Linked DNA regions of Homo sapiens: region 1 is linked to region 2. The links are chromatin loops, found by intact Hi-C in ENCODE. Cell type or tissue: heart right ventricle. All regions are shown on one strand. Links, peaks and the distances in the headings refer to the core of each region. The heading gives the core; the rest is flanking DNA. Region 1 overlaps AKAP6 (A-kinase anchoring protein 6). Region 2 overlaps AKAP6 (A-kinase anchoring protein 6).

The links. Hi-C counts contacts between places; a loop is a spot of excess contacts. Peaks named below come from ENCODE experiments on the same cell type or tissue, not always from the same donor. Only the 100,000 strongest peaks of a DNase experiment are listed, where the experiment ranks them.
Region 1: it touches region 2 in a loop (3-fold over the local background); 20 of 110 quality-filtered maps call a loop at or near these places.

Annotation. Positions count from the first base shown.
Region 1 is chr14:32,700,783-32,717,804 of GRCh38, reverse strand. The region is part of intron 9 of AKAP6 (A-kinase anchoring protein 6); the gene reads right to left. Among named protein-coding and RNA genes, the nearest start is that of NPAS3, 230 kb to the left of the region's middle. In heart right ventricle, for the core only: a CTCF peak has its summit at 6,537; a DNase peak (open chromatin) is centred at 8,524; H3K27ac peaks cover 2,983 bases.
Region 2 is chr14:32,820,979-32,838,000 of GRCh38, reverse strand. It overlaps AKAP6 (A-kinase anchoring protein 6), which reads right to left. Exons shown (of 14, transcript NM_004274.5): 13 at 13,186-16,599; 14 at 317-8,153. The coding sequence ends at 13,228. Among named protein-coding and RNA genes, the nearest start is that of NPAS3, 110 kb to the left of the region's middle. In heart right ventricle, for the core only: a CTCF peak has its summit at 11,061; no DNase peak of the experiment used is centred there; H3K27ac peaks cover 902 bases.

The sequences.
Region 1 (17,022 bases), core at 4,293-12,292, 120 kb after region 2:
TTCACAGTTTAAAGAAGCTCTAGGGTACAAGTGGAAATTTGTTGGTATAAACTAAGACCATAGAGAACAAACCTTGGTTATAACTGCTTTTGAGCACTTTTTCAGCTATGTAAAGGAGTCTGCTATAAATATTCAAAGAAGTTTCTCTTACATCGAAGAGAAACAGAATGTGTGTGTGTGTGTGTGTGTGTGTGTGATAAGAGACAAGAGTGATAAAAGTAAAGAGGAGGAAGAAGTGAAAATTTGGAGAATGTAATGATGGAGATGCATAGATGCATGGAGAGAAAGTTAATAAGTAAATAGGGGAAGTTACAAAGGTTTCACCAGATAGGAAAAACAATTCCTAGTCTACAGGGAATAAATCCTAAAAACTACATAAAAATAAACAGCATTGCAGAAAAGGAAGCAAATTACAGCTGGAGAAAAGGTCTTAGTGAATGGCTTCCCTGAAATAAACAGATGACAGAATATGATGTTGATGACTTAAACATTTTGCATAAAGGCTGAAAAAAATTCATTAAGAGGATATTAGAACCAAAAGAAGCAGAAGTACAAGGATGTGGCCATTTAGCACAGCTTATAGCCACAACAAGGGATAACTTTTCAAGAAGATGTGAGTACCAAAACATGTGATTTTTGAGAATTTTCCCTAAGCACCTTCACTGGGCACCATCAATCCTGCAACTGTTACTTCTGCCTTTGTTCTCTTGGTGGCTTGCCACCTGATCCACCTGATCCACCTGCTCCAGGGAAGGTCATTTCATATTTCCATGGTCATCCCATCTGCAAAACAGGGACAAAGCTATCTTTGCCACTTGTCTAACACAGGTATTTTAAGAGGTAAATAGATCATACTTGTAAGAAATTTTAGATCCCGATATAAAATACACCATTAATAAGAAGTCTTTGATTTTAACACAGATGAGTTTTGTAATAAGATTTTTTGGTTTGCTACCGATGTGAAAGCAAGACTGCAAATTTCCCATGGTTTTTATTTTCTGTCTTAGAAATAATGTATTGTAACTATTGTTATTAGAGATTGGCCATATTAGAGAGTAAAAGAAATCACACATCAGGGTGAAGTCATTAGAAAGGTAAATACAGATAGATAGATAGATAGATAGATAGATAGATAGATAATGTATACCATATAATATATAATTAATATACATTATATAATGTAGATAATATATAATTATATATATTATGTATTTTCTAAAAGACAGGAATATATACATATTTAGAGAGAGTACATAGTATATAGTATATATGTAGTATATACTAAATACATAGTGTATACTATAGCATATACTAAATACATAGTGTATACTATAGTATATACTAAATGTAATTGTGGTTTTTGCCATTAAAAGCAATGGCAAAATCCCAATTACTTTTGCACCAGCCTAATAGGATATAGTACGTAATACATACAGTGCATATATATATACAGTGACAAAGTTTTACTATTTTTCTTGACTCTTAATGAAGGGAGGAGGGAGCTTGTTGATATTACCTATTAATACTACTTCTTAAAACCTATACATATGTAACCATTTAATCGCTCATGAGTGATTAAACATAAACATGGTGACAGAAACCATGCCAAACATTTTAATTTGTAAATCAATGAGATAAAAGGCTATTGATTAAGAAAATTAAAAAAATTAAATATATGCCTGGAATCAGACTGCCCATATTTAAACTTTGCTTGCATTGCTTACTAGCTGTGTGCTTCCCTGTGCCTTAGTTGCTCATTTGAGAATACTGTTAATACTTCATTAGGTTGCTGTGAGGATTGGATAAGCCAGTATCTGCAAAGATCCTAGAACAATTTCTGTTACATAGTAAAGACCATATACAAATGTTTGTTCAAAATTTTCTTAGCATGCAGAGTTGCATGCTAAGAAAATATGATCTCTGGCATAACTTTTCTCATCTCTTTTATGCCACTAATTCCTTATTTGTATATATAACTTCTCTTCACTATATGAAACATTGAATCTAGGAATTCACTAGAATTTTAAAAAAAAATCTTTCCTTTTATTGACTTTCACTGAACACATGGGATAAAAGCTATATGGTTTGTCACTGATTTTCCTCTTCTCCAGTTTGTCTTCCTGTTTTTGGTAAAATCCTAGGAACATGCCAAGCTATTTCCTAGATCTGAGGTTTTTTTCCCCCTAAAATGCATTATTTTGCAATGCATCTATCTCTATTCCAGTTATTTAAATTCTATCCAGTAAGGTTCAGTTCAAATATCATTTATTCCATGAGGACTTTCTAAGAAGACTAGCACTTATTTTTCATACCACATAAATTTGCTATCTTTGCTATTATTTCATGTTTTTTCGTTTTGCTTTTCTAAGTAGATTATAAATTACTTAAGGAAAAGGATAACCTCCCTTTATTTGGTTCTCCACAGCACACCATAGTATCCTAATGAATTCTTATTGTCTCATCCTCACAGTCACTAAAATGAGATAACATCATTCCTTATTCCTTTTAAGTAAAAGTAAAATAATTAGACCATTAATTCCTGATATATGTATTAGATGGACATATGTAATTTTCAAAATATATGTGATAAAATAAGAGAATTCAGGTGAAAAATGTCTTTGTGCTTAAACACACAGAAAGTGATGCAAACTTCATAAATTGTTAGTTGAATTTGACGCCAATTAGTACAGTTTGCAAGGTAGAAAAATTTGTAATCATTTTTTCCTCAAGCAAATATGAATCTGCCTTCGACCATATAGCTCTCCAGAGAAGCCTCCCCAGTAGGGAATTTGAAATTAGAGTGATTGCCTGTCACTAGGTCTCCCAGGGTGTAGACTTCGAATTCAAACGTGAGTCTGTTCTTTACCAAAATGCCTTAGGGACTATTCAGGTCCTTTCCTCATAGACAGCTAAATGTCTTTAGTCATATTTGCCATGACATCCAATGTGACAATTCAAATACTGTATAAACTACCAATGTGTGTACCACAATACAAGCAGAAGGTAAGAAAAGGTTGCTCATATATTATGAAATGACTTAGTTTCAATGGAAATGTAAGTGAATATATCTGTTCCATGCTGTGAAAAAAACTGAGGGGCATTTGGTAATTCTGCCTAAAGAAGAAGGTAGAAAAATTAAAATGTGTGGAAAATAAGACGTCAAAGAGAAAGCTGAATTTCCATTACAGGCAGCAAAAGACACTGCAGAGAATCCAATGGAAGTTATCTGCCACTGAAAAAAAGTAAAAGGAAAAGGAAAGTGTCTAAGAAGTTTCATAAAATATATATTTATGTTTTTATGGTCTGAAATGAACCAAAAGCAGTGTAGTATTTAGAAATTATACACTTTTTATGGTACTTTAAAAAAAATACAGGCATACTTGGTTTTATTATGCCTTACAGATACTACAATGTTTACAAATGGAAGGTTTGTGACAACCCTGTGTCAAGCAAGGCTATTGGCACAATTTTTCCATAGCATGTGCTCATTTTGTATCTCTGCGTTACATTTTAGTAATTTGGTCAATATTTCAAATTTTTCATTATTATTTTATCTGTTATGATGATCTGTGACCAGTGATCTTTGATGTTACTATTGTAATTGTTTTGAGGCACCACAAACCACACCCATATAAGACTGTGAACTTAATCCGTAAGTGCTGTGTATGTTCTCATTGCTCCACCCACCAGCAGTTCTCTCTGTTCCTCAGACCTTCCTATTCCTTGAGACACAACAATATTGAAATGCGGCCAAGTAATAATCCTACAATGGCCTCTAAGTACTCAAGTGAAAGAAAGAGTCACTCTAAATGAAAAGCTAGAAATAGCTAAGCTTTGTGAGCAATTCAGGTAAAAAGCTGAGATAGTCTGAAAACGAGGCCTCTTGTGCCAGTTAGCCAAGTTGTGAATGCAAAAGAAAAGTTCTTGAAGGAGATTAAAAGTGCTACTCCAGTGAGCACATAAATGAAAAGAAAGTAAAACAGCCTTATTGCTGATAGGGAAAAAGTTTTAGTGGTCTAGATAGAAGATCAAACCAGCCACAACATTCCCTCAAGCCAAACCTAATTCAGAGGAAGGCCCTAACTCATTTTAATTCTATGAAGGCTAAGAGAGGTGAGGAAGCTGCAGAAGAAATGTTGGACACTAACAGAGGTTGGTTCATGAGGTTTAAGGAAAGACACCATCTCCATAACATAAAAGTGCAAGGTGAAGCAGCAAGTGCTGATGGAGAAGCTGCAGCAAGTTCTCCAGAAGATCTAGCTAAGATCATTGATAAAGGTGGCCACACGAAATAACAGATTTTTCAGTGTAGACAAAACAGCCCTCTATTGGAAAAAAAAAAATGCCATCTAGGACTTTCATGGCTAGAGAGGAGAAGTCAATGCCTAGCTTCAAAGCTTCAAAGGAACGGCTGACCCTCTTGTGAGAGGCTAAAGCTGTTGATGACGTTGAGTTGAAGCCAGTGCTCATTTCCTATCCTGAAAATCCTAGGGCCCTTAAGAATTATGCTAACTCTACTCTGCCTGTGCTCTATCAGTGGAACAACAAAGCCTGGATGACAGTTTATCTGTTTACAGCACAGTTTACTATATATTTTAAGCCCATTGTGGGGACCTATGGCTCAGAATAAAAGATTCCTTTCAAAATATTACTGCTCGTTGACAATGCACTGGGTCACCCAAGAGCTCTGATGGAGATGTACAAGGAGATTACTACTGTTTTCATGCCTATTAACACAACATTCATTCTGTGGCCCATGGATCAAGGTGTAATCTTGACTTTCAAGTTGTCTTATTTAAGAAATACATTTTGTACGGCTATAGCTGCCATAGATAGTGATTCCTCTGATGGATCTGGACAAAGTCCATTGAAAACCTTCTGAAAAGGCTTCACCATTCTAGATGCCATTAACAACATTTGAAATTCATAGGAGGAGATCAAAATATCAACATTAACAGGAGTTTGGAAGAAGTTGATTCCAACCCTTATGGATGACTGAGGGGTTCAACACTTCAGTGGAGGAAGTAATAGCAGATGTGGTGGAAATAGCAAGAGAACTAGAATTGGAGGTAGAGCCTGAAGATGTGACAGAGTTGCTGCAATCGCAAGATAAAACTTGAACAAATGATGTGTTCCTTCTGAAGAATAAGCAAAGATAGTAGTTTCTTGAGATGGAATTTACTGCTGTTGAGAATGCTGTGAACACTGTTGAAATGACAGCAAAGGATTTAGAATATTACATAAGCTTAGTTGATAAAGCAGCGGCAGGGTTTGAGAGGATTAACTCCAATTTTGAAAGAAGTTCTACTGTGGGTAAAATGCTATCAAACGGCATTGTATGGTACAGAGAAATCCTTTGTGAAAGAGCCAATTAATGTGGCAAACTTCATTGCCTTATTTTAAGAAATTGCCGCAGCCACCCCAACTTTCAGCAACCACCACCCAGATTAGTCGGTAGCCATCAACACTGAGGCAAGACCTTCACCAGCAAAAAGATTATGACTTGCTGAAGGCTCAGATGATCTTTAGGATCTTTTTGCAATAAAATTTTTTTAAATTAAGTACATTTTTAGACATAATGCTATTGCACACTTAACAGCCTACAGTATAGTGTAAACGCAACTTTTATATGCACTGCGAAACCAAAAGATTCACGTGACTTGCTTTATTATGATATTTGCCTTATTATGGTGGTATGGACCTGAACTTGCAATATCTCTTAGGTATGCCTGTATTATATTTACCCATGAGTTTGTTCTTTTAGCCTGTGAAATTAAGTCTTAAAATTCTGATTTTGTCCAATTGCTTATAGGCAAAGTCAATTACTAATTGAAGTAATCTTTGATTTTTTTCACCAAAGAGAAAATACTGAAGTTGGAATGGACCTGAGAGACACTGAGTCCACCCCCCTCACTTTACAGATGAAGAAAATGAGGCCTGAGAGGATAAGAATAATTGCCCGAGGGGAATCTGGCCTCCTTCTCCAGGGCTTTATCACATGGCTTCTCAATCTTCCTTTGCTAACACTGGTCTTTAGTGAAGCTTAAAAATAAGATCAAAGAAAGCTCAAAGGGGGATCTATAGAATAAAATAACATAAACTGGGGCACTGAGATGAGGTCCATCCATTCCCTTCAAGGGAAATTAACATATAGAGATCTGAGCCTCTTTGGCCTTTGTCTTTTCCTGAGGAAGCTTCAAGATCAGTTAACTCTGTATACCTATGAGAGTGGGACTGAATCATGGCGAAGCTATTAGTGACAACCAAGCTTCTTTATTAAAAATCCATTTTGGTGTATGTGTGTGTGTATGCATTTAAAAGCATTAATTCATTTTATAAAAAGGTCCGTGTGAATCTATTTATGTTTCAAGGCCAAACATGAAGTGTAGGGTTCAATGAACAATTTCAGAGCAGTCAAGCCGCCAGAGAAGTGCCTGTGAGCACAGTGACAACCACAGTTGAAAGAAATGTATAGGATCCACTTTCTGATTTTCTTTGGTTACCAGAAGCACAACAGAGTATAGGAGGCCACCTGGTGGTGACATGAACCAATTAATCATTTAATGTTACACTGAAAAGCAAGCAAAACAGAGTTTGGGTTGTTACAAAAGGAAAATTAGAACCTGGGGCAAGAGGATCATAATCAACAGATATTACTGCAATATAGCAGATAGAAAATTGAATTGGGAAACCATTCAAGTCTGTACAATAATGGATATTCCTAAAGCGTTGCCATAATAGTTATTATTTATACCAGGGATTAGCGAACATTTTCTGTAAGGAGGCAGATAGTAAATAGTTTAGGCATGCTGGCCACATGGTCACTGTTCATGCTACTCAACTCTACCATTGCGTAAAAGCAGATATAGATATTTCATAAATGAATGTGCCTGGCAGTGTTCCAACAAAACTTTCTTTTAAAAATGAGTGGTAGGCTGCATGTGACCTGCAGGTCATAGTTGTCAGCCCCGATTCTGTTTTATCTTTTGAGCACATACTATTTACCAAGGACCAGGTGAAGCCCCTATATACATTACTTCATAGAATCCTAACAACAATCTTTCAAGGTAGGTGTTATTATCCCTACTTCCTACGTTTAACAACGGAAGCCTAAAATGTTTCAATGATCTGGAGGAAAAGGCACTAAGCCTCATTCATTAGAAACGCTTTGTGTAGCGCCATGGCTGTTTTTTTTCGTCTGTGATTGCGCACCCTTGTTCTCAACCTCCCTCCCATTTATCTTGCAGAGGCTGCTTTCGGTTTCCCTCAGTAGTGACTCTGCTCCTGTTTCTCCACCTCATGTTCCCTTGAAATGTTGTGTGTCTCTTAACATCTTTTTCTCCATCACTTCTTTTATGTTTAAAAACTTTATGTCAGTTTTCATAACAACAGATGTAAGCAAGCATGAAAAAGAGACAAAAGCAATGTATTAAAAATAGATAGCCACATATACAACAATAAGCCAAGGAAACTGTCATATTGTGTATGCTCCAAATGGAATGTGAGCCAAAAACACAATGCTCACTCCGACATAAATAATATATTACGCATCCACTGGGAGAAGAAGTAGCTCTGTCCCTAAATGGAAGAGGTTTTTTTTTTTTTTTGGGTCCATTTTTTATGTCATGTTCTTTTTCTTTTTAAATTTTTTTAAAGGCATATACTGTAAGTCATACCATCTCAGAAAAGCTACAGTCGTCTTCCAAACCATCCATGAACTATTTTATTAACTGTTAATAAGAGATAGTTGAAAAACCTGATGGAGAAATCCATGGAGCTTGTTAAAGCCTCTCAGATATATGGATTTACCAGCAGTCTTTCAATATTAGCATATTTTCTGCTACAAAAGAGGATGGAAGTGGTTTCAGTTAGATGGAGTGTAGACAAAACTGAAATAAATGACTTAAAAAAATTTTTTTCACCAACCAGTTTTGAGCACCAAAAAATTTTCTAACTTGAAACTGCAAAAGCTTGAGAAATGTGACTATACAGAAAACAGAAGAGCTAGTTACAGAGCATGGATTCTGGCTGATTTGACAATTAATACCACCAACAGAGAGGATTTACACTAGAAATAAGAAGACTTTCAGGAAAGGGAGAGTTAAACATTTTAATGGAAGGCTGTGGAATTCCCTCTGGAAAGATCTTTAATGGAGGACAAATTCTCTCCTATATGGAATGGATAAAAACAATCCTTGAAAGAGAAGGAATGAAATGAAGGTCTTTTCAAGGTACTTGCAGTCCTGGAACACCACTGAAATTCTCACTTTCCATGGAACTAAATAACTGTACAAAATCTCTTAGAGATCAACTTTGGAATATTCAGGAGAAGAATCATTAAGTAGGTGATTCAAATCAGAAAGTATTTACTGAGTGCCAAATATTACCTAGCACTGGGGAGATGTCCACCCCACCAGGGTATAGTTCTGAGCAGCAGTGTGGACAGCAGACGGGGAACACAATTATTCACTTCAGATTAAAAAAAAAAATCGTTGTGCTCCAATGCTCCAATCAGCTTTCTGGAACTATTTCCTGAACTTGGTGAGCTCAAAACTCCCACAAGAGCTGGCTGTCACATGAGATTTCTGGCATTACTCATGGTATCCCTGGATCTTTTTGTAAACAGAAAAGGCTTCTGACAGTGTTTCCATACTTTATTTCTTTTTCTAACCCAAACTTGGACGGATGGAGCCTAGTGAAACTATCATCAAAACTTGGATTATAAGATGCTAGCCAAATTTGAATTCTTTTGCGGTATTTCCAAGTTACAGAAAATATTTCAATTAGCTTAACCCTAGAGACTCATTTATACTTAAGTTAACATGAGGATTTTGGCTCCTGGTTTATAAGACATTACTTCACAGAATGGGTCTTTAGTACCACCAGGCAGATGAGAGTGAGGAAGAGGAGGGAAAAATCATACAGACAGGAATGTTTATCATGCATATTTTCAAACTGCAGCATGTCAGCTGAGGAAAGCTAAGGAGGAAGGACAAAGTTCAGTGGGAAAACAGTAAACCCAAAAGGATGTCAAGGTGGACACAAAGAGGGCCAAGAAGTGAAGTGATTACAAATCTGTCAGATGCTAATTTGAAATGATGCATCTTGTAACATTTTCTTAATTGTTTAAAATCATTAAAGTTCACAATTAATCACTAAGTAAAAAAAAATGACTAATGGCCATATATGATTATTTCTTAAAATTATGAATAGTATAATACTTTTTAAAAATGAAAATGTGGGAGAAAGTTTCAAAAGTGTTTCAGCCCTCTCCTGGTATTAGAGCAGTGACATTTAATTTTTAAATTTCCATATTCTGAATTAGCTAGCTACGGCTTTGGGAAGATAAGTCACTCTTTTACTCTCTCTCTTTCTCTCTCTTGCTCATTCTCTCTCTCTCTCTTTCTCTCACATGTGCACATGTCTCTCCCTCTCATCATAAACTTGGACTAAAGAGCCAGCCCAAGTCTAAGTCCCTTCTTGTTTTCCTCACTCCCTTACTGACGACATTTTCGGAAGCACACACTCATCTGAAGTCGTATCTAATTTTCTGCAATGAATATGTCAATAAACTCTCCTGCCAACTATGGTACAAGTACAAATTGTGCTTCTATACCTACCATTTCTAATTACTGTTGATATTCACCTACATCTATTGTCTGATTTTTAGGTTTCACATTTGCACAGCACATGTTACCTTCACATGTATAAATAATCATACCCGTATGTATCTAAATATTCAAGAATACACCAGAGAATACTATGGTTTGAGAGGCTGGAGACTAGCCATAGAATTATGGTGATTAGTTGTGGATTTCTGTACCATTTATGTCTCAGACATGGGTGTCTTTGTCCTTCCCTTCCTCTCTGCCTTATTCTTTCCCTACTACTTTCTCTTTCTCCCTGATATCAACCTGGCCAAGCCTGAGTACTCTTGGTATTAGGAACTGTCTTTACTGCACTTTGGTTTTGCCAGGAGAGAAATTTTTGTTTTATATATAAAAGAACATAAAGTTTTACATTCAATTATCACAGCATAAAAATAGACTGTTTTGTTGAAAAAGTAATGAATTGATAGCATAGTTCTGATTAATAGAGTTTAATTAACTATTGAATAAGCCTTGTTGAAAATATGTGTTTCAACATATATTTATTGAGTTTCTATTATGTGCCAGGCACTGTGCTTGGCACTGGAGATACATTAATAAATAATCAATAAATAACACGAATCCTCCACGTGGAGTGTGAAGTCTAACAAAAAATATAATCAATCATTCTCAAATTTGGCCTACTAAGTCCATATTTATGATCATTATTTTAAAATATGCATTTAACTAATAAACAAGTATTCACAGCTGAATAATCCCCAAGAAGAACTTTCACAGGGAGGCACTTTTGAGTACTAAAAGGGATAATACTGTTGTAATGAAGGTTGTAAAATCCAGTATGCCAAGATTTGTAACATGGAAATGTGCTCCAGACTGAAACTTGGCATATATGAAGGAATTTTGTACAGTTATTTATATATGCATGATTTAAATGTCTTGGGACTATAGCATATCTGATTCAAGGAATCTGGTTTCATTCAAATTCAATCTTGGTGAAAGATTTTTTTAAATTAAATAAGTTAATACTTTGTATACGTGTATATATGTATACACACATAAATGTATGTGAATAAACACATTTTATGTGTGTGTACTTCCTCCACAGACTTCCCAGTTTTTAAGGCTAAAATGAGATGACAAGGGGGATATTAAAATTCACACATTTTCTTTATGTAAATGTCTATAAGCATATGGAATCAACTACTTAGGAAAGCAGCTGAAATAGTAAGTTTAGATGAGTTTCAGTAGGGTATAGCTATCCTTCTGGAGAAAGGCTAGAGCTCTGTGGTTTGAGAAACTTTAGAAGTGAAATTGAAATCAACCCAAAGGCCATAAGAGCATTAGCCTGGTTGTTTCTTTCCTAGCTTGCATGTGTGTGTAGTGTGTTTGTGTGTTTTGTGTCTTATGTAAATGAATCAAGGTTCAGCAGGAAGACCACTCCTTCCTTCTTTGCTTACCCCAGTGTGCCTCATTAGGGATAGAGTGTCACAGAAGTGCTTAGTTTAAGAATGTATGAGTTTCACAAAAGCCCACATTATTAAAAATATGCTTAGGAAGGCTCTTGTTTCTGAGAACTGAAACTGCTTCCTCAACAGGACTGCAAAATGGTTTTTCTGCAAATGATATTCCTATAGAGCATCTCTCCATGGGGACCCTCCTTTAGTAACTTCCTTTGGCATAACGGGATCCAGGAGGTTGAATCATCTGAGGGCAATGCTGCCTTTAGTGCATCTCCCAAAAAGCATAAATGTTTTCATCCTTAGCTTTCCTGAATCTAACAAAATGCAGGAGGCCCCAGTGAGGCTCAGCATGGCAATACTTGCCCAGGGTATTGAGGTGCTTAAGAACATTTGGGGGCTTTCACAGAACAGCCTGATGATTAGCTAAAGAGCCAACCCAAGTCTATCATCTTTTCTTTGCAGATATACCTTCTAACATTTCTTTCTTCTATCTTAGCACAAAAAGTTCATACAGAGGGAGGAAATAACGTTCTTGCAAGAATCTACCTGTTGTAGAGAAGATGATATGGGGCAACAATGAGCAGGCGAGCAAAAGACCATGAGCATTGGAGCCACCCAGATTGGGTTCAAATCCCAACTTACTTAGTTCTTGTGGTAGTTATTAGCACAGCTCCACAAATATTTCTAGCTTTCTGCATTTCAGGCACATGGTAGGGCTGCATTTCCCCCATCTACTTTGAAGTTGGTTGTGGCCATGCAATTAGTTCTGGCCAAAAAATTTTGAGTGGAACTGACATGTGTTTCTTCCAGGTAGAAGGCTTAATGGCCAGAGTGAGACCCGCTAGAGCTCCCTTTTCTCTCTACCATAGTAAGGGAATATTTAAGACGGTGGCTGTGCCATTAGCCTAAGTCTAAGAGTGAGGACAATGCCAAGCAGAGCCAATAGCCAACATGTGATGGACATGTAGTATGCATGAGAAATAAATCTTTGCAGCTTTAAGCCTCTGAGATTTGGGGCATATTTGTTATCTTGGCATACCCTAGCCTAGCCTGACTAAGGGACAAGTTCTGTGCCTTTTTAGGCTAGCTTCCTAACCTCTTTATGTTTTTGGCTCAGGGTCTATGAATTAAGGAAAATAATCAAGATCCCTGTGAGCATTAAATAAGATAATGTGAATGGGGCACTGACACAATCAAATTTATTAGTAAAATCTTACTATTTGATAAGTTTCTTTCTCCCTCTATCCTACACCCATCTCAATACCAGAAAAACACACTCACATATACATACACATAAACACACTTCTCTTTTTATCAAATGTTGAAGAAGATAACATCTGTTTTTGTTCCCTTTTCTGGATTTCTTCTCTCTACCCACTCTCTTCCCTTCCCAATGCCTTTCTATTTTAGCTAGATATTAAAATTGATATTTAATTCAATATCATTCTCCTGCGCCTTCCCCACAGAATATCTGCATTCAGTAGAGTGCATTCTTCTTTACCCCAAAGAAATGAATCTTAAGAATGGGATTAAAGGCAGTATGGTCAGTTGGTAATGCAGCTAGCTGGGTTGGAGAATTCCCTAATACTCCAAATTGATATCCCTAGGACAACCACAAATGTGCTTCTTTCCAAAGTTAGACAATGTTATGAGATACGGACATAAAGGAAGTTAATGAGTTTAATGTGAAAGCACTATGGGAAAACTTTTCCCTTGCGCCTTACCATCTATTCTGAACAGGTACCAGGACTTCTTTTGAAATAACTGAAACGTTACCTAGGTACCTTTTAGCCCCACATTCCTGCTTTAGGAATACATTCAAGAAGTTCTAATAAACTATAAAAACTAGAACGATGATAAAAGACAAATTATTTAGACCAAATAGCATATGTACCTTATACATTTCCTTGTGGTTATAATTATGATAACCAATGCCTTCCTGATGTAATTACATGGAACATTAAGCCTATCATTTATCTTTTTTATATTAATACCTCTTTGTCAATGATAATATTTGGTTTTCATCTTTAAATTTTGATACTCTTTTTTTAAACAAAATAAATAACCCCATTCATACCATAGCTGTCTGTAAAGTTTAATCATACATCATATAATTTTTTGCCAGCCTCAAACCAGATTAGCCCCAATATGAATATAACCACTAAAGATAAGTAATTTAAAAACAGGACATACTAAAAAGTAGGTGAGGGTCACTGCTATGAAGTCACTAACCTGAAACATATACATAGTTTTGAGTAGTTCAGGAGCCAAAGATGGCAGTGATCCAAAAACCTTTTCTTATCAGAAATTTAAATGTTCCTCTACTTTCTTTTCTAGAAACTAGAAAGAAATCTACAAATATCTGGGGCTAAAGCAAAAGCTATCAGCTTAACAAAAGAGGGAATACTACGCATTCCCATCTAATTAAGTAAAAGTCATTTTTCAAAAAATTAAAGGCTGAAATTTTTTGCAACTTAATCCAAAATTTTATTAGCAAACTCTAATTATTATCCTGATTGGAAGTAATAAAATCTCCCAAACAGGTCAACTAATTTAAGTGCTATCTGTAATCATTTGGATTTTAACATGATGGTTATTACTTATTACCCTGAAACCAAGCAGCACAATGAGATATTGATTACTTTTAACCTTTAGATCCAAGGATTCAAGAAAGGTCAGAGGAGGGGAATACTCTACCTCTCTTGGCTGGCAAACGGATAGCCTTCAGGAGAATTCAAATGATTCCCGTTGGCCAAGTACATCCAAGATTAGTTTATTCTCTAGGCTAACAAGAAATGATGATACTTTAAAAAATAACACTCAGCACATATTTAGTGAGCATTACATTTACATAACCAACGGCCTCAGATGTGCTTCACATCACAGCAAGTCTCAGACTGTTAACCCTTTACCAAGTTTTGTCTGTGGAAGCCTCTTTACTGAAATGAGATAGTAAATATAGGAGCATTTATTGGAATAAACTTATCTCATTGAACTCAGAGTTCTTAGTAGATTCCAAAAGGCTGAATACAATCATTGGCCACTGTTGGCCACTAGCATTTCTTTTGGTTTTCTTTTTCCGTGACAGCATTTAGAAATATTTTTCACATTTGTGCTGCTAAAAGCATGAGTTCTAGGTAGGGTCCAGCAGAATTACAGGCAAGAGAAACATAACTGTTATGTGTTAGATTAATTTGCAGAACACTTGGCATTATTATTGCCAAGTCGTCAAATTGTTCCAAGTTGTTCCGGAAGGTTGTTATTAATAGTATGTTTTCTGAGGAAAGTTCTGTCTACTTTTGGAACTGCATTTCTGTTGCCAAGGAAACTCCTTTAAGCACAGTTTTCTAGGAGCACACTGCTGCTTTTGTTTGCCAGTGTCCTATTCATATCATCTAAGTAAGCGTTTTACGTGCTCCAGCCTTCAGTCCCAAATGTTGAAGTTTTAGCCCATTTAAGTTGCTTTTTCAAACATAGCTAATGCCTGCTATGATTTCCCTCTCTCCCTTTCTCTCCCCTCACTCTCCACTCTCCATCCAAGCCCCCCTCTCCCCGCCTTCTTCCCACTCTGCCTCCAACATGCCCAACTCTTACTATTCAAGTTTTATTTTTTTAAACAGTTGCATTAGGGCAGATAGTTTTCACAAGTTTTTGATAAATTAACTTCAATTTGAATAATAATTCCATAGGTTGTAGCATTAGTCCTTCAAGTGTTAATTATCTTTTCACTCTAAAATTAATGTACTCATTTCCTACTGACTCCTGTACCCCATTTATTGAAGTGCTGAGGAAAACATGTCATTGAGTCCTGAGCCAGCCCTGTTGTGATTAAGCGTGGTCACATGGCCCATCTCTGCCAAAAGGAGGGCCCTGAGAAAAGGTGACAAAGACAGTGATTTCCTGTCAGCAAAGAGTACGACAGGGCTGTCTAGAAGTGATGCAAATGAGGGGAACTTTCCCCACGGCTCGTTTGATCCACTCTAGGCCAGAGCCAGCCAGGCCAGGGAGAGAGGGAGCAGCACAATGCCTCAGAGGCCAGCCCAGAGAGCCAACGCACCTTCCGGACAGTAGCTCACCCGCTAGAGACAAAAACTGCTGGCGGGGCTTCCCTTCCTTGCCCCTCCACACACACAGCCAACTATTTCTTGGCATCCTATTCTCTTAACATCTTTTTTTTTTTCTTTTTAAAGAAGTGATTCAAATAGGAATTACAGGCTCCAGCATGAACAGTGTTTCAAACATTGTTGAGAAACCACATTCATCTACTTTTTCTTCCCCTAAACATTTTCAGGATAAGTTTTGCCCTCTCTCAAAAAAAGAAAAAAAAAAGGAAAAAAAATATATTCAAGTATTCATAGCAAACACTGATTCATCAAAGCTCAAATTAATATGACAGTTAATCTAAGGACTTTTCAAACTTTAATAAAAATGAAACAACAAATTCATTTCTAGATAAGCAGTGGAGACAGTCTAGATCTTTCCATTCTGATCACTTTTTAAATGACTAGATAATGTTATTTGAAATATTATAATGAATTTAAGCATATTCTTCTTATCTTAATGGAGTTTTAATCTAACATACTATTAAGCTATACAATTAATCTACCAGGAAAAGAGGTAAAAAATTACCATTAAATTCTTGTGCCTGATATATCTAGAACATTTTTACCTTGACTGCTTCAATAACTGTAATTTGTTTCATTTTGAACATCAGGGTAGAGATGTAACATTCAACACTGAAATTCCAATATAAGGCCTAATTAACAGAATTTAATTTTTTGACTCGTCCTTCTATTCTGTACACCACCATGTGAATTTTTTTTTAAAAAGTTAATGAATTGTCTTCTATTTCAAGTTTAGCTACTGTGACCTGGACCATGAACCAACCTAACATTACACTTTTAGGGGCTCAAGTTTAGTCATAAGAATATCAAATCACATCGGAAATTAGTTAGATCAATTTGGTCCAGAACAAAATAAAAGAGAGCTATTCCAGAAAGCTGAAATGTGTGAATTTATGAAATACAGGAATAGTGTGATTAATCTGTTTTCTGAGATTAGTTCATATCTATGACATCATTTTGATATCAATAGTTATAAAATAGCAAGTCAACTATGTTCCATACTTCTTCTTGTACTCTATATTTCCTATTCCTCAGAATTTCTAATTCTATTCCACACGTATTTATATTTAATAATTATTATGGTTAGAAATTTATTTACCATACCATTCTAAGCCCTTGTATTTTAAAAAAATCCTAAAAGAAAATGTTTTCACATCTAAGTATCAAAACAAAATTTCTTCAAAGGAAGTATTATCTCTTTTTCTTATAGAAAGTATACATTTTGCAACTGGACACATTTCCCTCTTTGCTTTCACTACCAGGAAACTCAAAATATAACATTGGGATCATGTTTTAGTAACTGTGTAGGGCTTTGCAGTTTATATACAGGCATATTAACTCTTCTTACAGATGCAACTTCTAGTCTATGTATATTTTCTCCAGTCTGATTTGTATTTATGTTTTTAAAATATTTATATTATTTTCATGTTGATTCTTATAAATAACCCCAAATTCATAGCAGGGTAAAAATGTAATTGATCTGTTTAGTAGCCATTGTATTATATAAATGAATGGTCCTTTTCCTTTTACACAGAGGACATGTTTGGACTTATATGAATGAAGCCATATGAGTAACTAACCTACAAAATTAAGTACAAAATCTTTAGTATAAATTCTCTGAAAGTACAAAGATCTCAGTTGAATTGGATACTTATTTAGTAGTATTTTTAAGCTGGAAGAGTTATTTTTAACCCTTTATAAATCATGTACAAATCATGTTGCTTAACAACGGGGTATGTTCTGAGAAATGTATATCCCTGCTATAATCTCTCCCTTTCTCCCCACCTCACTTTCTGGTCTCCATTCAAGCAGTGTTTCATGATTTTGTCA
Region 2 (17,022 bases), core at 6,124-14,123:
CAGCGAGACTCCGTCTCAAAAAAAAAAAAAAAAAAAAAAAAAGAAAATGCCTCAACCTGTAAATGATTAGTGATTTAACTTACTAAAAAATATTTTTAAATATAGTTTGCATGGGAAGATGTCACTGGTAAATTACAAAAGAATATATGGAACTTAGAACACTGATAGAAGTGTTTAGGAAAGAGGCAAATGGTACATATGTAAAAATAGAATTGTTTCCTGAAAAGTTAAGGCGTTTTCACTTTATAAAACCTTGCCGTAAGCATCATTAGTTATTTGAGATCGGCAGGGATAAGAGCACAAATATGAAGAATGATTTGATTTTCACATCATTTTAATGACAAGATAAATTCCACCAACTTGGCTTTCTATATAAAAAGACACTTTAAAATGAAACATATTTGCAAGCAAACAAACACACACAGAGGGAATTATTTGTTTTGAATTGCTGACTTAGTGTAAGTAACTTGATCAACTAACGGAACCAAACTAATTCTATAAACCTTAGAGTATTTTTTATAAACCAGTGGTTAGGGAATATTGGGATTTAAAAGAGGATCTTATGCATTTTTATGTTCCTAATGCCTTCAATCATTTTAAGTCCTTGAATAAATTTCACTGAATAATATTTGTTTTACGTCTGTAATGGCCCATTTGTTTATAGAGTTAGGTGTCTTTTAAAATGGCAGGTTAGGTTTAAGTAAGGACAAAGAAATGTTTTAATAATTTCAGGATTGTTTCTTATTACATCATATTTTTATGCATTTGTGTTAAATTAATAAAATCCATTATCATACATCTTAATGGTATGGAAAAATTACCAAATCTACATCTGGTGATCCTAGTCAAACGTCCCCATATAAAATGAATAAAGAAGGGAGAAAGAGCAATGGTACAGTCTAAAACGTTGATGAACATGACAGGTTACAAGGTATAGACACAAAAGGCTTTGGGTTTATCTGGAAAACCTTGATGTTCCATTATCATATGGCTCTGTAGTTAACAGTGGGCAAAGCAAGTTACCTCGACCAAGTCATCAGGACTGGCTATTTTTCCAACATCACTTTGAGGCCAAGTTCTGTTCCATTTTACATTTGCTTTTTGAATTCCTTTTTTTCTGAAGAACACACCAGGAAGCTCAAGTTCTTTGTGCCTGTGGATTACCTGGGGCAGCACATAAATGCACGATGGGGTTGATTCTCTTGTTCTTTGGGAGCCATCTCCCAGGTTTGGGAGCACCTCATTTCAAGCAAGAGAGTGCAAGCCTCAATAGCAGTGGCTCTTAAATATGGTGTCACAAGGGGTTTGTAACCCATAATAGAGTACCAAAATTTTGGAATACTTTTTTGAGTATGAATTAGATTGGCTTCAAAGTTACCCTTAAAGTAACGTCACTCCAATCTGCTGCCTTAAGATACTCTGCTTGAGTAGGAGAGAATGGGGCAGAGTATTCACTGGAAATTGTTTACTAATGTTTGGCAAAAGCCTGGAAGTGTCTATCACCTCAATATTTGTGTACCCCCAAAATTGGTATGTTGAAACCTAATCCCCAATGTGATCGTATTAAGAGATGGAGCCTTTGGGAGGTGATTAAGTTGTGAAGTCTTCATGAATGGAATTAGTGCTTTCGTAAAAGGGGCCCAAGGGAGCTTGTTCACTGCCCCTTCCACCAGATGAGGATGCAGTAAGGTGCATCAATGAAACAGAAAGTGAGCCCTCCTCAGACACTGAATCTGCTAGCATCTTGATCTTGAACTTCCCAGTCTCCAGAACTTTGAGCAGTAAATTCTGTTGTTTATAAACAACACAGTCCAAGCAGTCTGGGCAGACTAAGACAGTCTTACACGTATGAACACATTCCAACTCCTGTGTGTTGCAATGGAAAAGAGACAAAAGAGTTGCTTTATGCAGGCAATGATTTACTTCAAAATGCAAGGACAAATAAGCTCTGCGTAATTTCTGCTTTGGTGAGAACCCATTAATCAAGGGCCAGAATGGTCTTACGGCATTGGCCAAAATGCCTTTGCCAAAGAAACCATACTATTGTGGGCCTGACCTGCCCATGTCATCCTATTATTTTACTCTGGAAATGCAAATATGTGGCAACTCTCAAACTAAAGGGCCATTGTTATATAGAAGGTATGTGGCTGCTTTTAAAAAAGAAGTGGCTATACGGTTTCCTTGAACGTTCCCTTCCCAGAAGTGTGGCAGTGCTATCAAAGGTGAATTTAAGAAAGAAAAGAAGGACTATTCTTTTTGAACATCTTCTTTTTAATTAGAGTGTCCACCTATGGCCACACCAGGGTTTGTGGTGAATACTTAATTCCTTGGTAAATTCAGCAGTTGGGAACTGAAGGTGTACTATATACAATATTTTGATCATGGTTTTGCCTTTGAGTTGAAAAATGAATTTGAAAAAAACTGACTGTGAAATGGCCTGAATTTAATTCCTCGGATTGCTTTAGAAAAACATTTAAAGAAAGGATTCCAGTTTACTGGTGCATGGAAGTGAGTTTGTGTCAATTTTTCTGATGGTTTTGATTGAACTAATTATTTAGTCTGTAATTGACTAACCCTCTAAATCAATCAAAGCCAGGCAGTAATAGTGAACTAAATTTAAATCCTTAAACAAACTGTGGATGTGAAACAATCTTTAAGTGCACTTTATTTTTTAAGGTAATATGAAACAAGTTGAGAATGCAATAAAATCTAGGAAGTAAAAAGAAAAAAAAAACACAACTATTGCCGGTGTTTATGTCTTACACTGAATTTGCAAATGGAAATCTATCCTAAGAAAATGTGTCGGAATTTAGAATATCATAGACCAGGGATCAGAAAACTTTCTGTAATGATCCAGATAGTAAATGTTTTAGGTTTTGCAGGCCATATGGCTTTTGTTGCAAGTACGTAACTTTGTATAGTGTCAAAGCATCCGTAGACTATGGAAACAAATGTGCGTGGATGTGTTCTAATAAAACTTTATACATGGACACCAAAATTTAAATTTCATATGATTTTCACATGTCATGAAGTATTCTTTTGTTTAACTACTAAAAAATGTAAAAATTGTTTGAAGCTCGTCAATTGTTCAAATGGGTCAAACCAGAACAGGCAACGAGCTGAATTTGGCCCACGTGCCACAGTTTGCTGACCCTTGCCTTAGATGGATGAAGCATGGGCTGAAAGAGTAAGCTGTGAACTTTAAAACATATCAGGAATGTCAGTTATTCAATCAATCTTCATTAAAGAGTGGCTGTGAATGCAAAGTCACCTATGTATTTACTTGACAAAAAAAAGTTTACCCTGAGTTTAACAATGAGAAAACAACTAGACCCATCAAGATTGTGGATCATTCTGCAAAACTGGCCTGGACTTTTCAGAACTGTCGATGTTATAAAAGCCCAAAGAAAAATAGAGTAAAAGCACAGGGAAACTATGCAAGATTTAAAAAAAAAAAAAAAAAAAAAGACTTGGAAACTAAAAGCAGTGTGTGATCTTTGTTTGAATACTGTATTAAAACAAAAACAACTATAAGAGGACATAATTTGGGTAGTTAGAGAAACTTGAATATAAACTATCAGGTATTATTGTATTAATATTACATTTTTTTTTTTGAGACAAAATTTCACTCTTCTTGCCCAGGCTGGAGTGCAGTGGTGCAATCTCGGCTCACTGCAACCTCTGCCTCCTGGCTTCAAGCAATTCTCCTGCCTCAGCCTCCCAAGTAGCTGGGATTACAGCTACCACGCCTGGCTAATTTTTGTATTTTTAGTAGAGACGGGGTTTCACCATGTTGGCCAGGCTGATCTCGAACTCCTGACCTTAGGTGATCCACACGCCTTGGCCTCCCAAAGTGCTGGGATTACAGGCGTGAGCCACCATGACCAGCCAATGTTACATTTCTTGAGTATGAAGATGGTATTGTAGACTTGCAGAAGAATACCCATGTTCTCAGCTAACACATGCTGAAGTATTTGCAGATGAAGTATCATACTCTACAATTTAATTTCAAATGATTTAATCATACAAAAAAGTGTGTGTGTATACAGAGATGAAGTAAATATGGTGAAATATTAACAATAAATGAACCTGAGGGATGAGTACCAAGTATCTTTGTTCTACTCTCAACTTTTACATAGGTCTGAATTTTTTCAAAATGAAAATTGAAAAAAGAATATGTAGAAAAAAATATAGCGGTAAATTTAGTTGGTTCGATTTATATTTAAAATATAAGAATTATATGACACTTGAAAAGTGAGTTTTTCTTTAAAATTCTAAAAAATTTCAACTTCTTTTGGAAGCTAAAGCAAATTGACTTGTAAGACAGACCTGGATCATTTCATTGATATTTTCATCTAGTTTGTTTCTAGGAATTATAGAATGGGTGAAACCTAGTCCGGATGAACCAAACACAACAAAGTCATCAAACTCAGGTTTCCAGAAGCCCTAAATTTAGGTTGTTCTGTGTTGTATAAGATGCATATTTATTCAGTGACCAGAAATCTAACAAATATTTTTCTTTCTGTAATTAAAACCACTTTACTTTTTCTGGTAGTCAGATCCAGATGATTTTTTGTATACCGTTTTGCTCACTAGATTTTCTTAAATGTAGAGAAACTTCATCAGAAACTAAATGAGGTCATCATTTAATTGAGACAAAAGTCATAATCACTCTATTCAAGGACACAAAAGGCACTTTCAGAAGAAAAGCTGTAAACCTTTGGAGACAGATACCATGTGTTAGTTGCCTTTATATACCTAATGCCAAATATAGTGCCTCACATAGGTAGCCATTTAATAAATGTTTGCTGAATGGCTGAATAAATGAATAAATAAGCGGAGGGAGTGCCCTACTTGGAAACAGGTTAGGTTTGTATTCGATGTAAGGAGAAGATTCCAGATGACTTAGGCACTGGACTGGGCCACTGAAGGAAGTCATGGATTCTTATTTATTTATTGTTTGAAATTTACAATAATAGAATAAACATATCTTGAATATATTTCTAGAGAAAACTTCGCACTTAAATGTTCAGATTCTTTTCTACATGTATGATGATGAAGACAGTTCCTTAATGTGAAGAATTCTGTCTGTTAACATTCAGTCAGGTTGGAATGGATCTGAAAACCATGACATATGAAGGGCAGTTGAGGAAACAGTGGTTGGGAGATGATGAGTAACTGGCCTTGATTATCTTCAGGGTTGCCATGAGAAAGAGGGAGTAAAGATAATCTGGGCTGCTCCATAAGACAGAACAGGGTAGCGGGGTACTAGGCAGATTTTAGCAACCTAAGAAAGAACTTTCTAACAAAGAGATATGCCCAACAGTGGAACAGTTTGCCTTAACAGACAATGAGCCACTATCACTGGAAGTGTGTAGGCAGAGTTGGTGTGATCATTTTCTAAGGGTAATTGGGGAGGTAGTGCCTACATGGGGTGGGAGATTGAGGCTATTTTTCTTCTTCCAACCTGAAAAGGCATTGTTCAACAAACCTGAAAGTCATTCTACAAATTTAGTGTTAATACTAAGCAGATAATTAACAAATACTTTCAATACTGCACGGTCTTCCATGAGCATGTAACAAGTAGGTAGAACATCATTGTCAGTTTGTTCTTTGAATGTTTTACCAGTCGATGTAGACTTGACATTAGTTACTACCCAAAGAAAATTTAGGTTGTGTCAGTATGTAAAATAATACCATATCCCAACAGAGGTCTAGAATGCCCTTAGAAATTTCAAAGACTCTAGGATTTGTTCTTTCACTACATCCTGGGCCACTATACTTGTGTACTCTGTTATTGCAAACTTAGCTTATTTTCTCCAGCTGCCCCCTAACTAGACAATTATCTCTAATCTCTTTCCCCCATAATCCTCTTGAACACTGCAACTAGATGTCTGGCTAAAACCGCTTTTGAACAAATTACTACCTATTAAGAAGCCTAGAATAATTTATCCATTTAGAAATACATATGGAAAAGATCAGAAGGGGCATAAAAATACAAATAGTTATTAAAGTGGTAGAATTACAGATAAGCATCGTCTAAATGATCTTGGCGTGGCACTAATGATAAATAAAATCAGGTGCAAAACAGCCTGTACAAAGTGTCCTTATTACCTAGCATTTTACATACAGAAGCTCCAAGTTAACTTTTTAAAAGACCTTCCATTAAGTCCTCCCAATTTACTTTTTCTTCTATTACCCCTGCAATGAAGTTTCATGAATATTCCACTAACTTTCCACTCTCTGCAAGCCCTTTTTCTTCCTCCTTGTACCCACTGCTGCTTCTCTCATTGCGCTTCTATCACTACATTTGCTCTGTTCCTCAGCTCTGCAACAAATACTTCATGTCATTTGCGTGTTCACTTGTTCCTAATGCAGGACAGCCTTCTGAGGGCAGGGCTTTGTCTGTTTGTTCAACATTGCATCTTCTGGATCTAGAATAGTGCCTTGCAGATAAAAAGTGTTTCTGAACTATCTGTTGAATGATTGTCATTCCTGTGACTGCATGAACCCACAACATTCTTTACCTTTTAGAAATTTGATATATATTATCTATTGTGACTTTATATTGCATTGTACCTCTTTCTAGTTGTGTCCATGTTTTAGTGTCAAAATAAAGGGATAGATGTCACCATGTCACCTAATTTAATCCTTTAATTCAGTAAATTTTTATTGAATACCTACTGTGTCAGGCACTTAAGTAGGTGTTACGATATAAATTTAAAACTGCATTTAACAGGAGTCAGTAAAGGCCAGATGAAATATTTCTTTGTCAATTTCTTTTACACATATAAATATACCTGAAATCTATAAATAATAGTCAAATTTTCTGTACTTTTCTACTAGCTTTCTATCAAACTCATTCAAAATAAATATTTAAAATAAATTAAGACATACAAGGTACCTGAAATCCAACATTAAATCATTAATGATAAGTGGAAATAAAAAATCTAGTATAAATGTTTATTGGTTTAGGGGAACTGACATTTAATCATTTGCTGTTCCAAGATCTTTATAGTGACCAGAAAGATTTTGAAAACTGAAGGCTTTACGTCTAGTCTCTAGTTTAGGTAATGTTAAGCCTCTTAAGCAATATGAATATGTTTGGAAGCTGCTACATGCTATACTTTTTCAGAACCAGATGCAACAATTTGGTAAAGAACATAGTAGAAGAGATCACTAATTTTCCTTTTCCCCCAATAATCTGTGTTTATTATGCCAATTTTAATTACCATGCAATCTAATGGATTTAAGGCTTATATTTTCCACATCACTAGACATCACAAACATGAAAGCATTTTATACTGTCATTATACATCAATGTTTGTACTTGGTTATACATATATACAGAAATTATTCACACATCTTAACCTTGCTATTTCCTCCTTTCAAACCAACATAATTTTACCGTGAAAGCAGCTTTTTAATAAATGGTATAAGAAATACAGCAAGGCACACTTTTTTAAAAAACTTTTTTCTCATTACCACCTCAAGAAGCATAAAAAATGAAAATGTTGTACATAATTCAATAGTAGAATGTCACCAGTTTATAATATACAACACCATATGGTTGTTTCTTGAAATGCTGCATAGATTATTTTTTAAATGAAATAAATAAAATGGCGCTTTTAATAGTTGCTTAATTTTGAAAGAAGGACCAGTGTTTCTTCTCTATGCTGCAACCAATTCAAATGTTGGCTTTTTAGGTAAAACTCTTTCAATAAACACAGTCATTATACCGTTAAAAAAAAATCCAGATTGATACATGAAATTGGTCAAGTACTGGTGGGGGGGTCATTCTAGACAGGAGAATTTAATGGACTACCAGTTGGTGAACTGCAGAACTTTAAAGAGTGGAAGGGAAGGGAGGAGGCAAAGAGAAAAGTCTAGCTGGAGAGAGAGGGTTGGTAGAGGTAGCTTGGGACAGGAATCCATGGGAGAACAAGCAGCTTTGCTGAACTTCAAAGACGATCACCTAAAGAGAACCAGCGCACACATTCAGATCACAAGGCTTGTGTGGAGAAAACACATTTGGAAGGAAGATTCATCTTGGGAGAAGTCAATGTAATAAACGGCAGTGACAAACGTGATGGAACCAGAGGCCAGCCCAGGGCGGGAGGATGAGGCCACCCCTGAGTTGCAGCCAGGCGTATCTACAAGAAACAAAAAAGTGACAAGAAAAGGTTTCAGAAATGTATTTTTCATTAGCAAAACCAAGCCCTTTGAGGAACCATTGAAGGCTGCAATTGTGGGACTACTTGCTAATGTTCTGAAATATAAAGATACATAAAATATAAATAATTTTAATAGCCCAAGCTTCACATTACTGACAAAAAAAGTCTCAGCGTAGATGTGAAAAATACATTGATTTTTTTTTTTTTTTAAAAAGACGTGGTTTCAAAGAAAACAAGAAAAATCATCAAGTTTGACCTTTTCTCTGGATGTCATCCACTCTTTTGCCTGTGCACTCAGTTTGGAACATCAAAATAGCTTCAAACCAATATGAAAATGTGAGGCCACTGATGCCAAGTGATGCGGCAAAATATTTACAATGTACAATGATTCCACAGACTGGGAGCTGATAGGCTCTCAGGCTTAACCCTTCCTGCAGTGATTTTATGCATGATATCGAACAATTCCACTATTGTATAGTGGTGAAATATTCACAACATTGTGATTATCCTAAGTGTTTCAGCCTATAAAAAGATACAACTGGGGCTTCTAGCTCAAATAGTAATGCATTTCATTTAAGGTACATACAGCATTGTGGAAACGAGATGGATTCAATTATATTTGTACATCTCATGGCTATGATATAAATTTCTTCCAAACTTGATCCATTCTGCCTGTTTCTAAATGGCTAAAAGCAACTGGTCAAATGTGAGGAACACCTAAATACCAAGTTTAGGCAATGCAGGATGCAACTATTGTAAGTCCCCCTGACCAGCTCTCAAAGAAAGCAGGCTTTTGCTTGTCTGGGCTTAAACTGAGTTCTGATTTCTCATATCAGGTTGTTTTACTGTCCTTCAAGAACGAATATGCTCTTTGTCTTGCTCTCTGTTTTTCTACAATCTTTCAACTTAAGAGCCAGAAAAACCTTAACAAAAAGTGGTTTGGCTGGAGCCATGGGGAGTTGGAGAAAGAAGAAAAATTAGATAAAGAACTGGGGGAGACAGACAGAAACAGATGGGATGAAATTTGGTATAGTAAAATAATGCAGTAACACAAGAAAGCCCAGTGCATTGTTCAAATGCTGAGGACATGACTCATTTGAAATCTGGCCACAGAATAGGGATTCCCTAGGTGAGGCAAATCTGGTCTTACTAAATGCTGGCATTTAAATTCTCTCTAGGTAATCAATTCTTTCAACTTGGCCCACTTGGAAATGGGCAGGCCAATTGGCTGAGGCACAGATCTGGGGTGTGAGAGTGTGTGTGTGTGTGTGTGTGTGTGTGTGTGTGTGTGTGTGTGAGAGAGAGAGAGAGAGAGAGAGATAGATGATAGGTGATGCCCAGTAACATCCTTGTCATTTAGCATAGCAGGGCTAGTTATTCAGAAGTGCCAGATAATTTAAAGACACTTCACATCCAGCAAAACATTGGTTTATTAAAGTGATTTTAAAGGTAAGTTTGATAAGATTATACCTGTATTGTCTAGTGCAAAATTCATACACAATCACCAAAGGTAGTTTCTTAAACCTAGTTGACCAGCTTTGGAAAATATTAAGCACCTAATGTCAATCCAATTAACAGAATGGGAATTGTGCTGTGTGCATGAGAAATGTTTGCTCTTACAGCTTTCTCAGTTTGTAAAATCTGAGCAGCAGCATTTAAAACTCTTTATGTGCGTACTTGAGCATGCACAAATACAAGTAATTGCCTAAAATCTAAAATCTACTGGCCACCAACTATCACATTTACAGACCAATAAAGTAGAAAAGGCAATAAAGCTAAAAAGTTCTAAAGGAAATATATGCACTGTAAGTAAATACAGCTCCTCAACCCACCCCCCAAAACACCACACTCATACACATACACATAGTAAAACAAAACCCCAAATCACTAGAGCAGACCAAAAGGAAAAGAAAAAGCACACACTGGCCGCATATGATGAGTTAAATTTTTATACCACGGGATTTATCCAGCCTGAAGTTTAGGGTTAAACCATTCATCAAAGATCAGAGGCTTATGATGAGGATTATGAAGAAATAACTGTCAGAATACAGCAAAAAGATTAGCGCAAAGTACATCTCTGAGGCAGGTCCTAGGAGGCACTCCAGACATACATTATGTGCTTCCTCCAAATTAGGCAGAAAGATCTGGATCTATCCAGTTACCTTTCCTTTGATGTGATTTGCTGTAACTGACCCCTCTATTTTTATAGAAACATGACACAAAAATGAAAATAGTGAAAAGCACAGCAGTATGCCTGGAAATCAGTGCAAATGCATACTGTTAGATCATGTTAAAACTTCTCAAGCAGTTTCAGTGGGTTTTTAATTAGAACACAGTAAATAAAAAACATTTGAAAATCTGGAAAACATTTTTGTTACTGTTGCAGACTCTATCTGCTATTCTAAGTTATATCTCTTCTGGGTGGCATTATAATCATTTCATCATCTGAAAACTTAGTTCTGGAAAAAAAAAAAAACCAAGCAAATGGAATTTGGTGAATTTTACTGTCCTGATAAAAAGAGCATCACCACTGATGGTTTTCAAATGTCTTTAAAAAGCACAGCTTTTTCTTTTTCTTTTTCTGAACTTGTAGTAAGAACAATGACAACAATTAAGCTCTTGTAGACATGAAACCTCATATTTATCAAACAATTTTTACTATGTATTCTTGACATTAAATACTGAAGGCATGTCAACATTTTGAGATTAAATAATTTGTCCTGGTTGATAGTATTTTAACAATATGTGACTATTTATACCCAGTTATCCAATGCTAACGTCTGGTAAAAATTTCAGGCATCCAGATGTTTTGTCCACATGATACTGAAAAAAATCCTGAATAGGACCAGTAAATATGGCTATTTAAATGGCTCTAGGCCTATAACAAGTCACTTGGGGGCGATGTGAGTTCTGCAGAAGTAAAATCTGGCTGTTTCTCCCTTTGCCCGAGATAAGGCCAGGCATCACCGGGGCTTAACAAAAAATACTGCTGACTGGCAGACGGGCTGGCTGCTAGTTTGACATTGTCCCTGCTTGTAAAATGTGAGGGTTACACAGATCCACCAGCACATTCACTTCCTCCAAGTCTAAAGATGGAGCTGCTCATCATTTACATTTCATTTCAATTCTACGTCTATGTAAGAGAGAGAAGAAATTCCCAGAGGATCAAAAAAGGGAGAGTGCTTCGCAAAGGCTTCTCCAGTGCCAGAGCTTCTGGAGCTCCAGATCTCAGCATGACTGGTGACTTGAGGGTCACAGTCACATGATGTCATGCTCAGAGTGGTGTTGCTTTCAAGCCTTTATCCCCTTTCAGAAAACAAAATCAGCCAGGCTCTACCAGCCCTTCTGCGGAGGTTGGCAGAGCCAGCAGTACAATCGGTTCTAATAGGACTTGTTTTGAAGCAGCTTATGGAATTGCAGTTACTCTCCCTTAATGGTCAGTTTTACTGCATACTGATGGAGAATGTGATTATAGGGTGGACATGTTTCACAGAAAATACATTTCTCTCTCTCCTACTTTTGTTCTCACTTGCAGCCAATTGTAAATAGAGTCTGAAACACAGAAAATTAGTTGAGCTATATTAGTAAGTGGGATGCCTTTCTTCAATTTTGCATACTGAGTTTATTTTTAGGGTATATATGGTATAGATGCCCCCCCTTAGTCCCCATTTCTAGCAGCTCTACACAGAATCACACATTTTAATAAGCTTAGGGCACAGGTGTTGCAGGAAAAAAAAATAATGATGTTTGCCATTCATCTTTCAAATTAAATAATGTGTTTTTAAATAGTAACTTTTTTCATAATACATTATGGGAACAACATTTATCTGTCACATTTTAAAAGATGTATTTGTAATAAATGTAAATTACTTTTAGAAAATCAGTAATTAGGCTCATCAAAAAATAAACAATCTGCCACAAAAAAGATAATCTTTAGCATAGTTAAGTATAATAACTGTTATTTGAATAAGTTAACAAATTAGGGTAGATTGCTTCTGTAATTCATTTCCTATAGCACGAGTTTAGGTGACGGCATTAAGCTTCTGGAGTGGGGGGTGGAGGTGGCATTAGGCATCTCATACTTGGGTGAAATATGACTCTCACATTTGAAAGCTCAAATTTTCTTTAAACTTGATTGAGAAAGCATATTCATCACTGGGGCTTAGAAATGGGAAATAACAGAATCTTTGTGTCACTTTTAGAGACATATCATCATCTTGGAATTATCGATCAATAGCTGTCTTATTAAATGTGAAGAGTGGAATGACTTTCTTAAAAAATTTGATGGAAATCAGCCTGTCACCTTCAGGCAAAATTCAAAAATTCTGTTTTTATCAAAACGCCATTAACTTGTCATGTATTCTCTCTGCATTTGCTTTCTGAGCCTGTTCTCAATCTGTATGTGGATAAATAAGAGCCTCTTCTTTAACATCAACTTTCCCCTCCTGTTTGAATCCTTAGACATGGCCGTGATTAGGAGTTGTGACAGCACAGTCTTCCACTGGGGAAGCAAATGTGACGATAGTTACATTAGACAGAAGCATAAAAGGAAGGGCCAAATCAGGAGATGTGGCCTTTAGCCTAATCATTGTTCATCTGCAGGCACTGAAGAGAACGGACAGCTCTCTGTGCAGGAAACTGAAGTGGAGAGCATTGTTACTATGCATGCATTTTGATCATGGAGTATAATTGCGATTTGGATAAGCTTTTTATTCTCCCTCAATGGAAGAATTTGAGGCCTTAAATTGTTCAACTACTTCCTCAAATTTTGTATTCTTGCCAGAATTATGTAATAAAGATAATGTCACTAAGAATGTCAATTTTCCCTGTTTTTTTTTTCTTTTGCTTCACAGTTACTTTCATTGTTGAGAGCATTTCTTCTACCTAAATGTCTTATTCAGATAACTGTCTGCCGTAACTGGTCATTCTGACTAGCCTTTTCTCCTGCCATGGTTTTGCTGACCTGAACTCAATATTTTAAATACATATACGGCATGAGGACTATACGTACCTTTCAGTGAGATGATTTTCATGCTTGGGGAGGGGGTACATTCTACCTATGCATATTTCTATGTCGTTTTTCATGAAGGTTTAGAAGATTTTCTTCACAGGTTAAAGTTTTGGGGCTGGGATGCAATGCGGCCTTGTCTGTTGGCTGATTTGCCTTCAAGGAGAGGTCTTGAACTTTAGATTTGGCTGAAGCAGCATTATGTTCTTCTGGCATTCCAGATTCACCTGGTTTTCCGGAACTTTCCTTTTCACTGTCAAGCTTTGAAGGAGTAAACTCTAAGTTTTCTGCACAGCCACTGGAAGTTTGGGGCAAACCATTCACTTCCTTTCCAACCTCAGCTCTTTCCTGAGAGGAAGGACTTGAAAGAGCCACTGTATCTGCATCATCAGCTGAAAGAGAACTATCACTGAACTCAGAAGAACATGCTGTTGCTTGTAGTGGCATTGCAGCTTCGCTGGGAACTGCAGATTCATTTGGAGGAGCACTAGAGAAACAAGGCTCCTCTCCATCAGAGTCACCCTCAACACAGGCCTCAAAAAAGCATTCAATATCTTCCTTGTCATCTAAGCCCGAGTCAGTGGTGTCTAGTGGCAATGGAGTGCTGCTTTTCTCTTCTATGTAATTGGTGACCTCCCCACAATCACTGTCATGAGATGAGAGAGATAAGTACGAATAAAAGTCCCCTTTTCTCAGCTGGATGGGCCGGTGAGAATGCTCCAACACTTTCTCCTTGATTTGAGTTAATGAAGTAGGAGCAGCCACCTCGTTTTCAGGTTGAGATTTACTTTTTAGGGCTGTCGAAGCCATGTCAATGATTTCCTTAACAAAGTTGTGTACTGAACAATCTTCGGCATCTTTTTGATGGAAAACATCTGGCTCACAGTTGCAACAGGAAATGTTGCTGATAGAAGCATTTTCCTCTGTTCCGTTTTGTTCAAGTGCTAGGCAACAACCAGCAGATTTTCCAGCCATACTCGGTGCATCATCAGATGATTTCAGTGCATCAGAGTCTTGTCTGTTGTTAAACCTGGTTTCTAAAGCCAGTTCTGAGAAAGACTTCTCAGTGGGAGTAGAGGCAGTGCTTTGATTTTCAAAATGGTGGTGATTTGGACATTTCTTTGGAAGATGTCTAACATCTTGGGAAACAAATTCCTTGCCAGCAGTATTTGAATCATCTAAACTATCCATAAGTGCTTTACACTTACAATGCTCACTCTCTGAAATCTCTTTCCCATGTGAACCAAGATTTTCTGATACCTTTGAAGTCACATTCGGTTTTCCCTTTTGCCTTTCTGGAATACCTTCAATATTGCCATTTTCCATGTCAGCCACATATGGATCTTTATTAACTTTGAAAATAGTTTTCTTATTTTCACGCTTTGTCCCTAACTCATGGGTATGAGATGAATTCTTACCATTTCCATTATTTTCAGAGACACGTTTTACAGAGCCATTTAGAAGGGTCTCAATATTCAGAGTATCAGAGGGATTGGTCATCTCACTGCTACTTATATCTTTACTGCCCTTCATCTCATCACTGACATTGCACCTTTTCTTATCTCTTGTCAAAGACAATTTTGGCCTAATCCAGGTCTGTAATTCATTCTTTATGTAGTCTAGCCCTGACATCAAGGTGCAGTCTTCATAAATTTCATCATCTGTTGCAATACTGGAGTCGTCATCCTCATCTTTGATGCACAGCTCTTCTTCAGTCAAGGTAAGGGTAGAGCTGGAGAGCAGGTCGCTGTCATCTTCATCATCAGTGCAAGCAGAGGTGCAAGAGACATTAACAATCATGCTGACATTGACATCGCTTTCATCAGCCACTGAACGAGTCAGACGCTTCCTGAACGATGCATTCGATTCCGGGATCTTGTTCTTGTGTAACACAATATCCTCTGAGCAAAGAGAGAGCTCGTCACTGCTGCTAAGTTCTGTTAGAGATGCCGCTGAGTCTTCATTGATAGAAGATGCTATGTCCAATGACATCTGGCCAGTAAAGGACATCTTTTGGGAACTGCTTTGAAGAGTGATATCAGAAACACTTCGTTTTATCTTTTGCTCTGAGGGGCTCTGGATATTCTCCAAACGATTCAGGAGATCTAATGTTCTTTTACTTAGTTCACCAACTGAGCCACTGCTCACGCTTATATCCCCAGAGCTGTGACAGCTAAAGAGATCTTCATTGCTTTTATAGGAAGTCAACCAACTTTCTAAAGAAGTGCTTCGCTGGAGGCTGTCACTGCCATTTTTAAAGATGCCCAATCCAAATAAATCACCCCCTGGAGAAAGGGACTCAATAGATGAACTATGAGATAAAAGGGAGAGCTGTTTGGCATTCTGCATGCCAGTGAATGTCTTTTCTATATTGCCACTTTTATATGAAATGCGATCCATTTCATGAGATGCACTTGCCAAAATCCTTTCATGGGGAGGTACATCTGGTTGTAACTCTGTAGTCTGATGTTTAGATTTGCATGATTTTTTATCAAAATAAAAACCACGAAGCAGGGGATCCTCCACATGCGCTTTTTCGCTTTGTGACTGTTTCATTATCATTGGTAATTTGAGTTTTGAGCCTTGGAGGTATGAGTAATCATAAAATGTAAACACATCATGTTTTCCTTGTAATTCTTCTCCCAAACAGTCAGGGGTATGTTTGGTAATACTGTTTAAATCTCCAACTTTTCCATTTACACAACCCACTGGTGAAATGGACGACTGAGAGCTATTTGGAAGCTTAATGCTTTCCCCCTCATCTGTAAATTTTTGCTTTAACACGTTAACTGCATCTCCCATTTGTGGGTCCAGATGTTCAGTTTCAAGGTTACTTGGGGACCCATCCACTGCATTGAGCAAGCACATTTCAGAGTTGGTAGTGGTTTCTGTGTCTCCTTCACTGACAATTCCACTCTCACTGCCTGAATTCTGGCTCATGTCTCCTCCATGACATGCGCAGGGCTTTACCAAATTGGAACCACCTAGAAGATCTGGCAAAGATTTGGTAGATGAAAATGAAGAGTCTTTACTGAGACTCTTAGTTAAAACATTAGGCTGTGTCATGCCAGTGACCTTTGGATTGTTTTTCAGAAATGGCATGTGGTTGTCCTCATAGAGTTCAACATTGTGGAGGCTGTACACCTGGTAAATGTGTGGACTAGAGGGGGCAGTAATATTTGAGGCATACTGAGATCCCCCATGGTTATCAGCCTCCTCGTCATAACCAGGGTCCTCATTACTTGTCTCTCCAAGCTTCAAGGAAGGGATAACAGGTTGGAGTTCTTGATCAAGGTCATTTGATTCCTCATTCAAACTAATTAACTTGTTACTTATGTCCATTTCATCCCATTCCAGGGCATCCTCACTCATCCCATTTAGGTCCATCAAGCCAGGATCAATCACATTCAAAGTCTCCTGTGTGAGAGAAAGAAAAAGAAAAGGAGAAGAATTAGGGAACACAAGCATGAAAATTTTATCCATTGAAAATCTCTCAGAAGACTCAGGAAAGAAAACTGCCCCAAGCATGGACTTGAAAGACGGCCTAATTATCAACTCTATTCCTCTCTGAAATAACACCCAGAAATTACTGAAAGAGGCTTTTCTATCAATAGTAATTTGTTACTGAAGGCAATAACATAGACTAAAATGTAAGATTATTATTGTCAAATTGTAATTTATGGAATTAGCCATTTCCTATTGATTCATCTACATTTTGAATCTTGGATAGAGTGAAAACTATCAGGTGAATGAAGGTAAAAATAGTACAGCCTATGACATCTCCTAAGGTGCATTCACACTGATACTATTTCAGTTCTGGAGTCCATAGTAGAATACTAT